2 separate regions of the Homo sapiens genome follow, and region 1 is linked to region 2. The links are chromatin contacts, found by Hi-C or POLR2A ChIA-PET in ENCODE. All regions are on one chromosome and are shown on one strand. The core of a region is the stretch at or near the end of the contact, and the rest is flanking DNA. Distances in the headings are between cores, read along the strand shown.

Region 1 (5,990 bases), core at 3,476-5,975, 180 kb after region 2:
AGGCTTTTTGCCTTTCTCTTCTTGGAAATGACCTGAAGTTGCCCTGATATAGTTACTTAGCTTAGCTGAAAGGACAAGGGTAGCATTGTGTCTTGGCTTCATTGATTATCTGTGAACCTGCATAAATGTCTTAATCATGGCAAGATTAAGTTTCCTTATCTGAAGCATGTAGACAATACTTAACTCATAACATTGCTGTAAGGACAAAAATAAAATAAAATAAGATGATCTAGTTGCCATAATTGTGACTATTAATGATAAAGGCTCCATGAAATTCTGCTTTTAAGTAACCTATACAAGTAAGTATTTGACTACAGGATTCTTTTAAAATAACACCTTTTTATACTTTGCATAACTAAAGTTTAATGCTCCATTTTTATATAATACAATTATTACCTTGCTAGCTTCCTAAGCCTCGGTTTTTATAACAGTGAAATGAAATTAGAAAGCCTAGCAGGCTTCTAGAATGTTAAAACTTGGCCTTGTAATTATTTCTTAATTCCATATTTTAGTAATTTCTCTTGTTCAGCCGATGACTAAAAATTTTTTTGAATACAGACAGGAATACAAGTTCCTTATATGCAATGTAGAAAATGTAGAAAAATAAAAAGAATGAAATTTAAATATCGTATATCCACTGTTAACATTTTTATGTACTTTTTATTATTTTTTATATTCCTACATATAAATATATTTTTACAAACATTCATTTGTATACCCTGCTTTCCCCATTCCTTAACAATTTTTCTACAATGTAACAGTCAATAAATGCAAATATTATATCATAAGAATGTAATTTAATCAATCATTTAATTGATTGTTCTCCTACTCTGCTCCTACTTTGGAGCAACTTTCCATTTTTACAAATAAATTCCAGATGTTACCTGGGATAATTTAGATAAGATTTTCTTGACTTCCTCTCCCCATTTTCACATCCTGTGGAAGTTACAAGCTGTTTCTCTATAGTGTTGGACAAATTTCTATGGAGATCACATTCTCATGGCCAGCTCTGGCTCTCTGCTGTTACAGATACCAAGCTAGCTTAATTTCTGGATAACTTTATTCTCTCCCCTCTTTTCACGCCTCCCCCTCTTCATGCCTTTAACACTGGCAAGGAGCTTAGGCCTCTTCTGGGATGCACACACAGACATGGTACACCCCTTCTGTTCCAATGTGTGATAGCAGATCTAGCTGAAGCTATGCTGGAGCTTCTTTAGTGTTCTTCCAGTGGTGTAGTTAAAACTGGCACTAATTTCAAATACATTTGTTTGCTAGATTATATGTCTTTGAATGCGACACCATGGTGAAATGAAGAGGGCCCATGAGGACTGGGTCTCTCTTTAAATTACATTTGAGATAGCCTTTTATAAATACAATTGTTTGGCAAAAGGCTATGATTTTTTTTTTTTTTTGAAATGGTGTTTCACTCTTGTTGCCCAGGCTGGAGTGCAATGGCGTGATCTTGACTCACTGCAACCTCTGCCTCCCGGGTTCAAGTGATTCTCCTGCCTCAGCCTCCCGACTGGCTGGGATTACAGGTGCCTGCCACCATGCCCAGCTAATTATTTTTGTATGTATTTTTTTTTTTTTTAGTAGAGATGGGATTTCACCATGTCGGCCAGGCTGGTCTTGAACTCCTGACCTCAGATGATCCACCCACCTTGGCCTCCCAAAGTGCTGGGATTTCAGGCATGAGCCACCGAGCCCGGCCAGCTATGAATATTTTTATGTCTATGGAAACATATTGCCAAGTTCCTTCCCATAAGTGTTATATTAATTTAGACTCCCACTAGCAGTGTATGAGACTGTCCATCTCACAGGCACTGACTCTTAAAATAAGCTGAAACTCCCACTACTTGTTTCCACACTTAGCCCTGTGAAAGTATTCACAATTCTCACAAGCAGGACTCATATATTTTTCCTTTGTGCACCCACTTCTCTGTGTACATAACTTGTGATAGAACTAATCATGGGGTATCAAAATTATTTGTACATCTAGCTGCTTCTTTAAACCAAATCTCTCAAGGTCAAGGTCAAGTCTTTCTCTCCTCTGTGACCTTAGCACAGAACATAAATGCTGACTGGAACTGGTCAGGTCTTCAGTGCACATTGTTGCTAGACATAGAAACTGATCTGATGAGTGTGAATCAACTACTTCTGAACTCTGAGAAGTACTCAGTCTACTTAAGGCCATTTCGCAGCACAGTTGTACTTTTCCTGTAAGTCCAAACCAGCATTCTCCCAGCCTTCCTGCAATACTTGGACTCACTTGCTTGGCTTTCTACCATTCTCTCTCACACCTACACACAAATCACATGCTGTTTCCTTTGCTTGGAATGTCCTTCCTCCCATTTTCCACATGACAATTTCCCCTTTATCCCTTAAGACTCAATTCAGAATGCACCCCAACATCCCCCAGGAAGAGTTAGTCTTTTTCTTTGCAGTTCAAGGCCTCATTGTTCATACAGCTCTTAGAGTATTTCCATATTATATTGAACTTATTAGTTTAATTGCCTTTCTTTTTCCATAGATGTGTGTTCTTAAAATTATAGGTCACAACTCATCAGTACCTTGAATTAATTTTAGTTATGGCATTCCACATTAAAAGGAAGAACAGAATAGAATACATAGAAAATATCAGAGTACATTTCATAGAGTAAGAATAAATGTTTCATAAAATTTTGAGTGTGTTGTGTGAGTAGGAAGTGTATGGGGCTGCAATACAAAATGTATTTTTTGAGTTTTATTTTTAATTGACAAATAATAATTGTATATATTTATGGGGTACAAGGTGATATTACAATACATGTGTACATTGTGGAATAATCAAATCAGGGTAATTAGCATATGCATCATCTCAAATATTTATCATTTTTTGTGGTGAGAACATTTAAAATTCTCCCTTTCAGCTGTTTCAAAATATTCAACACATTATTAATTATTAACTATATTCACCTTCTTCCTTTGGGTTGTGATTGAATTACTTAAAGGCAACTGCTCTATCTATGAGCTTTAAGGATAGGGATGCTGCCTTATAATCTTTGTATTCCTAGGTTCTTAGATAGAATCAATTCAAAAATTCTTTATGGTACAATGAAAGAATGAATGCAAGACTGAATGAATATACATAACTTGCCTTCAAGCCAGAGAAAGTTTCTTCCTTAAGATCAAAATACCAAGACTGGAGACTATATTTGACTATGCTTTAGTCATAGTTATAGAATGAAGTGCCAGCCAGAGATCCAATCACTTTAGCAAAACCAGTATCTTCAAACACACGACTGATTGGCATCAGCAATTCCATCAAATAACTGACCATTTTATGCTTTAGAATTTCAACTTTCCTATTGGTATTTGGAAAATCTATTAAAACTATATGTGAGAATCCCCAGCCATAGCACTGGACAGCAGCTCACTTAAGAAAGTTGGCTCTCCTGACACCCTGCCTTGGTGCAAATCCTAGCTTTGCTGCTTATTAACTTACCCTCTTTAAGCCTCTGTTATATCATCTCTAAAAGGAAGAAGAGAGTACCTACATCATGAGCCCCAAATGCTTATGTTAATAGTAACCACTCAATAAACGTTAGCTATTAGCGTGTCATAATAGCTAGTTGTGGCAGAGACTACTGATTGCTTGCTTAATATCAGTTCTCTCCTTCATCCTTACTAACAGAATATCATCTATATTTGGGGAAGCATTGTACCTAATTAAAATATTTCTCAGTCTTTGTTTAAAGTTTTTTATTTTTAATTATTATAGATATATACTAGTTGTGCATATTTGTGGGGTACATGTGATGTTTTGATGTGAGCATATAATGGGTAATGATCAAATCAGGGTAATTGGGTGTTGCCCTTTCCTTCTACCTTTCTTTATTCTGCCTGGAATTTGCATATGACGGCTGTAGCTGAAGCTACCATCATGGACCATTAGGCACTCTTGAGCATGAAAGCAATGTGCTAAAAATGGCGGATCAGAAATACAGAAGGAATTTTGAGTCTCTTCTTTTGAAACCAGCTCTGGACTATAATCCTTCAAATTTCTCTTACATGAGAGAAAAATTAAAATCCATCCTGTTTAAGCCACTGTTATTTTATTAAGTACACTGCTGGAACTAATTCTAAGTAATGTAGAACTCATAAATATTGGTGTTTTTTTCAGATTTTAAAACAATTTTAAAGTGAAAAATTTAACACTTAAATTAATACCCATTATGTGAAAGGTACTGAGATATATTTTTTTCTATTTAGCTCTCATAAGATTCTAGAGAGATGAAATTACTATTTTCCTTTATAGATGTTAGGAAAGTTGCAGTTCAGGTATTAAATAACATGAGCAAAAATATGTGACAAGCAGATCAAAGCCAGGTATGCCTAATTCAAAACCTCCTTTCTACCCAATAATAATTGAATATGCCTTAGGGAATACACACAGCTTATTTTCCTACTCAACAGATATCATTGAAAATACAGGGAACACAAATTATTTTTCTACTATAACCAACACAGATGAGTCATAGAATAGGATTTAAAAATCATGTGGATTTAAAGAAAACATGAGACACCAAGTTCAATTTGTAGGGAGGCACATCTAATGTTAGGAATTCTTAGGAAGTAAAAAGTTTGAGACGCACATTTTTCTACCACCTCCTGGGAACATAGGTGGTTGTCTTGACCCTCAAAGTTCCTTGAAAAATAATCAGCCTCCGGAGGTGGGTGGGACATTTCCATGGGTGATTTGCTGCTGAATCATCAGCCCATAATTCACTTACCTCCACTTCCGGCACTATCCTCATCCCTGGAGAATTTGCCTCCTCCTATCCATTTACCCTTCCTTGGCAATAGAAGTATCTTGACCTCAGTGTGGGAAATGCAGCTTCTGAAAAGCCTCAGTTTTGTCAGACAATGAGAGCTGATATTATCATCATTAGTAAGAGAAAGCAATGTGCAGCCTCATGGTTGGTGATGCTTCATCCTCAGATACTTTCTCAGCCTCCTGCCCTTCCTTCCATGGCTCTCTGCCACCTCTCACAGAGGTTTCCCTTTGTTTGATGGAAAGCAGGGGGGCCATTAAAGCCTGCCTTGGGAACATCAATGTGCTGCAGAAAAGCCTTGTTTCTGCCCAGAGGCAGCATGGTATAGAAGACAGAACCTGACTCACCTGTTACTGTGTCTCCTAAAAAGCAAATTACTTTTCAAAGCCAATGTTACAAAGTTACTATTAATTATTTTTATTATAAAAGTAATACATGCTACTATACAAAAATAAAAGTAAAAAGCAAAAAATAAAAAGTAAAAGTTAACCTTGCCCTCAAGGCCATTTCTATCTACTAGAAACATCCACACCCACATCTTACTATTGTCCATAAATTCACAAGTGTATATAAGTATATGCATAAGTGCTTTAGTGGGGAGTCTACTATATATATAATCCTGCCATTTTCTAGTTCACTTAACAATATATTTTGAGCATCTTTCCAAATCAGTCCATTGCCTTTTTCAATAACTTCTGTAACAGTTGTGAACTAGAATATCACAGACTGGGTAACTTATAAAGAACATATATTTATTTCTTACAGTGCTTGAAACTGGAAAGTCAAAGGTTAAGGAGCCCACATCCAGAAAGAGTTTTCTTGCTTTGTCATCCCGTGGTGGGTGGCAGAGGAGTAAGGGAGTGCACACAAGAAAGAGGGGAAAGAGGCTGAACTCATTCTTTTATCAGAAATCCACTCCTGTGATAACTCACCCACTTCCACCACAGTGACATTAACCTACCTATGAGGGCAGAGCCCTCATCCCTAGTCATGTCTTAAAAATCCTGCCTCTCAAGGCTGTTGTCTTGGAGATTAAGTTTCCAACACATGACCTTTGGGGGACACATTCAACCATAGCAGTATCTCATTGTATGGATACACCATAAATTATAAATTCATTTTCCATTGATAGAAACCTAGATTGTTTTCAGTTTGTTTTAAATTCACAAAAATATT
Region 2 (6,391 bases), core at 2,054-4,553:
TTCCTTTCACTATAAAGTATTGTCTCCCCATTGAAGGCCAGAGGCTGGGCTGATGAAACTGACTCTCAAATGTTTGATCTAAGTTTTTGTCTTCAGATAGGTGGTAGTGTGGTGTAATGAAAGAGCATGAGCAAGGAAATTGAGTAGAAGAGAGATCAAATGCTAGTCTGCCATCTATTAGCAAGTTACCACCACTCTTCCCTCTATTTCCTTATCTGTAAAATGGGGATAAAGAAAACTATTTTGCAAAGAAAACTTTTGCAGCATTGTTTTGAGGATCAGTTGGCATGCTGTGTGGAATGTGTCAGGATAGGGGGAGGTACTGAAAAATAGGAGCTATTAGGAATTACTATTTTTAAACACAAGGAATTCTAAATCTGAATTAAATGAAATGTTTTCAAATTAAATATACTTCAAATTTATATTTAATGAACTATAAATTAAATATGAATTAATCTTCATTTCAGGCCCTTTGTAATATTAGTAGGTTGGGGTCCTTTATCATTTCTGAGCTAAATAATCTTGTTTCATCAAAATATCCCAGGCTGGGTTACATCAACTATTGATGCCAGAGATGAAATAGGCCCTCAAGTTTATTCTTCTGGAATTAAAGTTTGTTATTGGGCTGAAGATTTGAATTTACCCACCACAGAGGCATGATTTCTTTGAGACCCACGGGGCAAGATGGTTTTCCTGATAGAGTCAGTATAGATAAAAAGTGGTGATGATTTTATTCTACACTTCATTAGGTAGACAGTAAGTTTAAAACGCATTAACAAAAAGCTATTATTTTCTAATGACTTATGATACTACTTATTTTTAGAGTGATATTTGGGTCTGTTGGATGGGAAACAAAATCTAATCGATTCTTTTACAGTGTAGCCCAAGACATAGAGGCCTACTTGAAACAATAGCTTGTTAACAATGTTAGTACCTCTCATTTTACAGTGAAATCATTTTGATAGAGTCTGCTATGCATTTGACAGCATGTTGGGAGATGATTAAAAGTTTTTTAAATCCTTTGATTCTAGAAGATATGAGAGGGAAAAGATTGTCCATTATTCTTTCAATAGGATTCAAAAAATTTGATATGAGCAGGTTGAAAGTGGGAGGGTGAAAACTAAAATGGAGCTATCTGTAAATAAAGGAAGGAAGGAAAGGGCTTCCAAAGAGAGCACGTGGGTGTGGTTAAAGAGCAGATTTTCTTTATAGACCATGTTACAGTACCTATTTACAATCACATTCCTATTCCTACCACTACTATATATCAAACTAAAACAGAGAGAATAGCTATGCCGTTTTGCCAGCAGGTGGCACCATGAGAATCTCCTAGAGGAAACAGGAAGTCCCTGAAAGCAAGACTGTTACTGTTTTCCCAAGTCCAGTCATCAATATATATTCATATTTTTGATGACATCATAAACATATCACTTAAAATATTTTCAGAAGATTCATTCTTCCTCTCCTTTTTCATATATTAGCATTGTTCATTCAAGAAATATTATATTCCCGGAAAATAATAGGGAGTTTAAAATAAAATTGTAATTCAATTATGTTTGTTTGTTTTTCTCTGTATTGCTTAATATAGTCATTTGAGGAACACATTTCCTTAGCAATAATGGCATATGTTATTGTCAGGCTATGTTAAACGGTTAGAGAGGAAGAAACTTAGAAGGCACCCTGTTTTCACACTCCTTTCCTGCCCTGGATGATGAGGATTCCCCATGCCCAAATATCTCTCCAATGCTAAGCAACCTCTCAGACTCAGGGGGGACCCTGTGCCGGAGATAATGGGCATTTCTGGCCTTTGAAAGCAACTCTAAGAAGGTTGGCTTTGTGAACTCGCCTTCGAAGCTTCCTGCACATTCCATGTGTTTTGGGGGAATTTGTTTTCCAGTGTTCCCATCTGGCTTTAGAGCAACATCTTTTGATCTGGTCTCATCAGCACATGCCATTCCACTATCACTAGCTGGGCTGGAACTAGGACCTTGTTCTATGGTGTTGGTGGAAACCTCTTGATTTTGGCATGGAACAGAGATGCCCTTGCTGGGGTCTACGTCCTTAGATGGATTCACAGAATCTTTCTCTTGGGCTTGTGGTTGCTCTTTTATGAAGCAGGCAGTTCTGTTATTTTGAGAGAGTGGCTGCTTTTTGCTCTTCATGGGGTCTTTGAGGCCAGCATCATGTGAAGGAGGCACCTGGGACTTGCTTTTGCATGTGTCTTGGGCCATACGGGTTGCCAATGCTCTGAGAAAGGACATAAAAGAAAGATCTCTGAAAACCAATAAAAAGGCTCTTCTTTAGACCTTTCAACTTATTAGGATGTGGCCCCCTTCAGTATCGGCCAAGGTAATATAGGTGGGAATGGGGTGGAGGGTGAAACTGAGTAGTAACAATGCAGGGAAAATGTCTCACTTAAGAAGTGGAACGGAGCATTTCTTCAGGAAAACAGTTTAAAGAGGTCATTTGGGAAGAGAGACTTAATGTCATACCCATGGGTTTAGTAATCCATTTCTTACCTCATTTTCTTAGCCTGTGGGGCTCTGTGCTTCTGCCTTCCCTGTGGTGAGAACACGAGAACATCTTCTGGTCTCTTCTGAAATCCATTCCCCAAATAAGAGGAGAACTTTTTCTTCATGGTTTCTGCTTTGAGTTAATTAAGAAGTGTTATGAGTTGGATTGTGTCCTTAAATTTTTTATGCTCAAGTCCTAACCCCCAGTACCTTAGGGTGGGACCTTATTTGGAGATAAGGTCTTTACAGAGAAAATCAAATTAAAATGAGGTCATTAGGGTGGGTACTAATCCTATATTACCGGTGTCCTTATAAGGAAAGGAACTTAGAACACACAGACACACACAGGGAGAGCACTAAGAGACACAGGGAGAAGACAGCCATCTGTAAGCCAAGGAGAGAGGCCTGAAACAGAGCCTGCCCTCACAATTTTCAGAAGGAACCAGCATGTTTGACATATTGATTTTGAACTTCTAGACTCTAGAATTGTAAGGCAATAAATTTTTGTTGTTTAAGGCACCCGGTTTATAGTTCTTTGTTATGGCAGCCCTAGAAAACTAATATAAGAAGAAGAAAAATAATTCTGCAAACTGGGCTTTCAGAGAACCAATGTGTATAAACCTTGGTGTATATTACACATTAGGTTGATCTGGTGTGATAGATGGAAATGGAAAATTTAAAGCAGTTTTCCAGTGTTTGCGTAGTATATGTTAAAGAGGATTTAGAAACACTAAGATCAGAGGTTTAAACCAGCTAAGCCCCTGGAGGTTTCCTTTGAACATTTTACTTGGCAAGCACAATGTTTTCAAAAACAAAATGACTGGGTGTGAGTGGATTGTCTCCTTCACCACAATTATGTGACCTCCTACCCACCTGTGAGTTTGCAACTGCCAGCCGTGACTAAGTGGACTTTTCACTTGTTGAGTTGATGTTTTAGCATCTTGCAGTCATAGCTGCTATGGAGAACTCAGTCAGTTTTTAAGACATCTCATGAATTGGTCATTTAGAGTTGAAAGTCTTGGACTAGTTTTGCTCTAATGGGAGAGAACTCTTTAAATCTACAGTTCGGTTAGTAGGCACTAAGCAGAGGGAATATGACCAGATAGGGAACCCAGAATTCACATTGACTCCCAATATTCTTTCATATGATCACTTCTTTGTGAAGTGATCAGAGCAAGGAAGAGTTCTTTGTGAGCCTTTCTTCCTTTGTTGTCTCCTTGGGGTCTTTTGTGGGGGTTTCTTCCATGTAAGAACTTCACCTATTCCATATAAATTGAGGGATTTTGAGCTACTTCTCCCAGCAAGATCTGTTTTCTGAAATTTAGACCTATGGGCCCAATAGGTTCAAAAATGAACATATCTTTTCTCTGAAACTTGATGTTTCTCCAATGTTCTCTCTGTGAAGGTATGGTACTTCTGCCCACCCAGTTACCAGATTTGACAAGCTCGTTTGAGCGCCTACTTTGTGCCAGGTAATATACTTTTGATTCTGGTTTTCTTTACCCTTGGATATATATTTAGTCTTAAAGCTCCGACAATTCTACTTTCTAAATATCTTGAGATGCTCATCTTCTCATTTTCTTCACCTGACCAATGCCCTAGTTTAGGCCTTGAAACCATGGCCTGAACTTTGTAATTCTATCAGGTCTACTCTGACTATAGTCTGAGGTCTATTTTACCTTAAACTTTGCATCCAGAATTATCTTTTTAACATTTGAGCATGTAATTTTCACCAGTCTCAAACCCTACAGGGTGAACTCTCAACTCTTTTGCAAGACCTGTGAAGCCATTCATGATTGGATTGGATTGGAGACATTGGCTATTTTGTGTTGTCTCTGAAAACTGCACCTACACCTCCTCTTCCCCACTTCCATGTCACATGCCTGCAGTACTGAGCTATTTGAGGCAAGCAGTGATCATGTATGCGCCTTTATACATACTATTCCTTCTGCTGGGAGTGGCCCCATTCCATACGTCCTCCTGACAAACTTCCCGCCCTTTCCCCCATTTTCCTCCTCCTCTAAGATTCTGCTCACATACTGTGTCTTTTGGGAAATCTTAGCTAAATTCCTTTGATAGACACAGGAACCTTTTTATGTTCCTGCCCTACTTTGTGAAGAACTCAATTAGCAGTTTTGATCATCATTTTTTATAAGCGGAACTACTGTCCAATTTAAATATGGGCACCTTGAGGGCAGAGACCATGCTTTTTCATATTTGCATTCCAGACTCTACCTGAGTAGCTGTTTTGCAAAGTCTGGTCTGAAATACAGCTGTCCCAGAATAATCTACCTTAGTATCATCTCAGTTAAAAATGTGGATTTTTAAGCCTAATTTCTAACCTGCTGACTCAAAGGACTGGCAACATGCATCTTAAATAATTCACTCACTGGCATATCATTGAATCTCAATAACAATTCCATTTAAATGAATCATGGAAAACTATTGCCTAGCACAGTGCCTAAGAAATATTGAGACTTAATACATATTGCTTCCTTCCTGTATCCCTGATTTTACTGTCAAGAAGTCTGAGGCTTAGAGAGAATATGACTTCCCAAAGGACATGGAGGCAGAAGCACCTGAATCAAAGTTTTCTGCCTCCTGATTCATACTCTTTCCAACCCAACTCTTTACTCAGCCAGGAAAGCCACTTACTAGGGCCTGGCCTTTTGTACACCCTCCTAAAAGTAGGCATCTGATCTTCAGTGTCCTTTTTGAATAAGAGTGGGAATCAACTAAATGGCTTCTAAGACCCTTTTCCAGTATGTGAGCTCTCATTCTAGGTTGGTTTAACCATTTATTGCAGACAGGGAAATTGAAAGCAGAGGACTTCAGTTAGTTACTCAGAGTATCTTTCAAACCCAAAGCTGGAGGTTAGAAAGAATTCCCAGCCTAGACATTTGGCTGTTACTCTTGGCCTTTATGTCATGTATAAGCTGTGTTGACCTGAAATATTTTATGTTCGTTTACAGCACCTGGCCTTCCTCTTGAACATGTTCTGTCCATTTCAGACTCCTGAGTTCTGGCACTCTCCTTCAGTAAGAAAGGATGTAGTCTTCAAGAGCTGAGATATTTCTTTCCTGTGCTGAATTTTTAAGTAATATTAAAATCTAATTATTTTAATGATGAACAAAGGAGAACTAGTTTCTACAGACTGTACAACTGTGACTATTTTCAACAAAGACAGTAGAAGGGTTTCAATTGTGTAACAATTTTTAATTGATAAGAGTGGGCACTTATATAGCACTTACTTTATGTTTTGGTACTATTCCAAGTGCTCACTGAATCCTCAAATAACTTCATAACATAGGAAATACTTTTATTTTACATTGGAGGAAGCTGAGGTACTAATTCCAGAGAAATTTTTTCTTTCTTTTCTTTTTCTTTTTTAACTTTCATAAAGTGGGCTAGGACAGTGACTTGCACATGAGTAACTGCTCAATAAATTGTTGTTAGATCCAAAAGAGAAAGATCAGATATTTAAAAAGGGGTGAAACCAAATCAGCCCAGATAATGAAAGAAAAGCAAAATGAAAAATAAAATTTAAAAGTAGAAAACGAAGGATTTAAGCAAGAAAGAGCTAACTTGAAAGATGGCAGTGACTGGAAGCCTGAGAAATGTTAGCTCAAGAAGGCTTATGAGTAGGCTGCTGCAGGGAGCTATGTAATTGACAGGGGAGGGACAAGGAAGGTTAGGCAGCCTAAAGTCCTGGCTGTGATCAAAAGCTCTTGCTGTCTTGGCACTCAGAGCTCTGAAAGGGCCTCAGCGGAGTGATGGGCCTGCTGCCCTGCTGTGCCTCTGGGGCATCCTCCTCACCAGTCCTGAAAGTCTTACCTTGCTGCAACCTCTGCAGTTCTTTTTGGAGCTGCCTCTGCTCC

The links. A loop is a pair of places that touch in the nucleus more often than their neighbours do. ChIA-PET counts read pairs that join two places held with the same protein, here RNA polymerase II (POLR2A). Pooled maps may share reads with other maps.
Region 1: a loop to region 2 is called in a map of PC-9, with 10 times the contacts of the local background. The contact joins two enhancer-like sites. A Hi-C loop is called at or near these places in 2 of 168 maps with a recorded cell type or tissue (Caco-2 and PC-9) and 3 of 50 pooled maps. POLR2A ChIA-PET finds 5 or more read pairs at or near these places in 1 of 52 experiments (activated CD8-positive, alpha-beta memory T cell).

Annotation. Positions count from the first base shown.
Region 1 is chr1:163,031,131-163,037,120 of GRCh38, forward strand. No RefSeq gene overlaps it. Among named protein-coding and RNA genes, the nearest start is that of RGS4, 35 kb to the right of the region's middle. RefSeq lists an enhancer at 4,227-5,426. Within about 2 kb of position 4,726, at least 6 of the 41 ENCODE cell types and tissues checked have a DNase peak (open chromatin) inside an H3K27ac peak, as active enhancers do; they include PC-9, where a contact is called at or near this core.
Region 2 is chr1:162,853,113-162,859,503 of GRCh38, forward strand. CCDC190 (coiled-coil domain containing 190) reads right to left here. Exons shown (of 4, transcript NM_001394065.1): 2 at 6,348-6,391; 3 at 2,520-2,643; 4 at 1-2,247. The coding sequence ends at 1,653. Among named protein-coding and RNA genes, the nearest start is that of CCDC190, 4.9 kb to the right of the region's middle. RefSeq lists an enhancer at 1,167-1,461. Within about 2 kb of position 3,304, at least 4 of the 41 ENCODE cell types and tissues checked have a DNase peak (open chromatin) inside an H3K27ac peak, as active enhancers do; they include PC-9, where a contact is called at or near this core.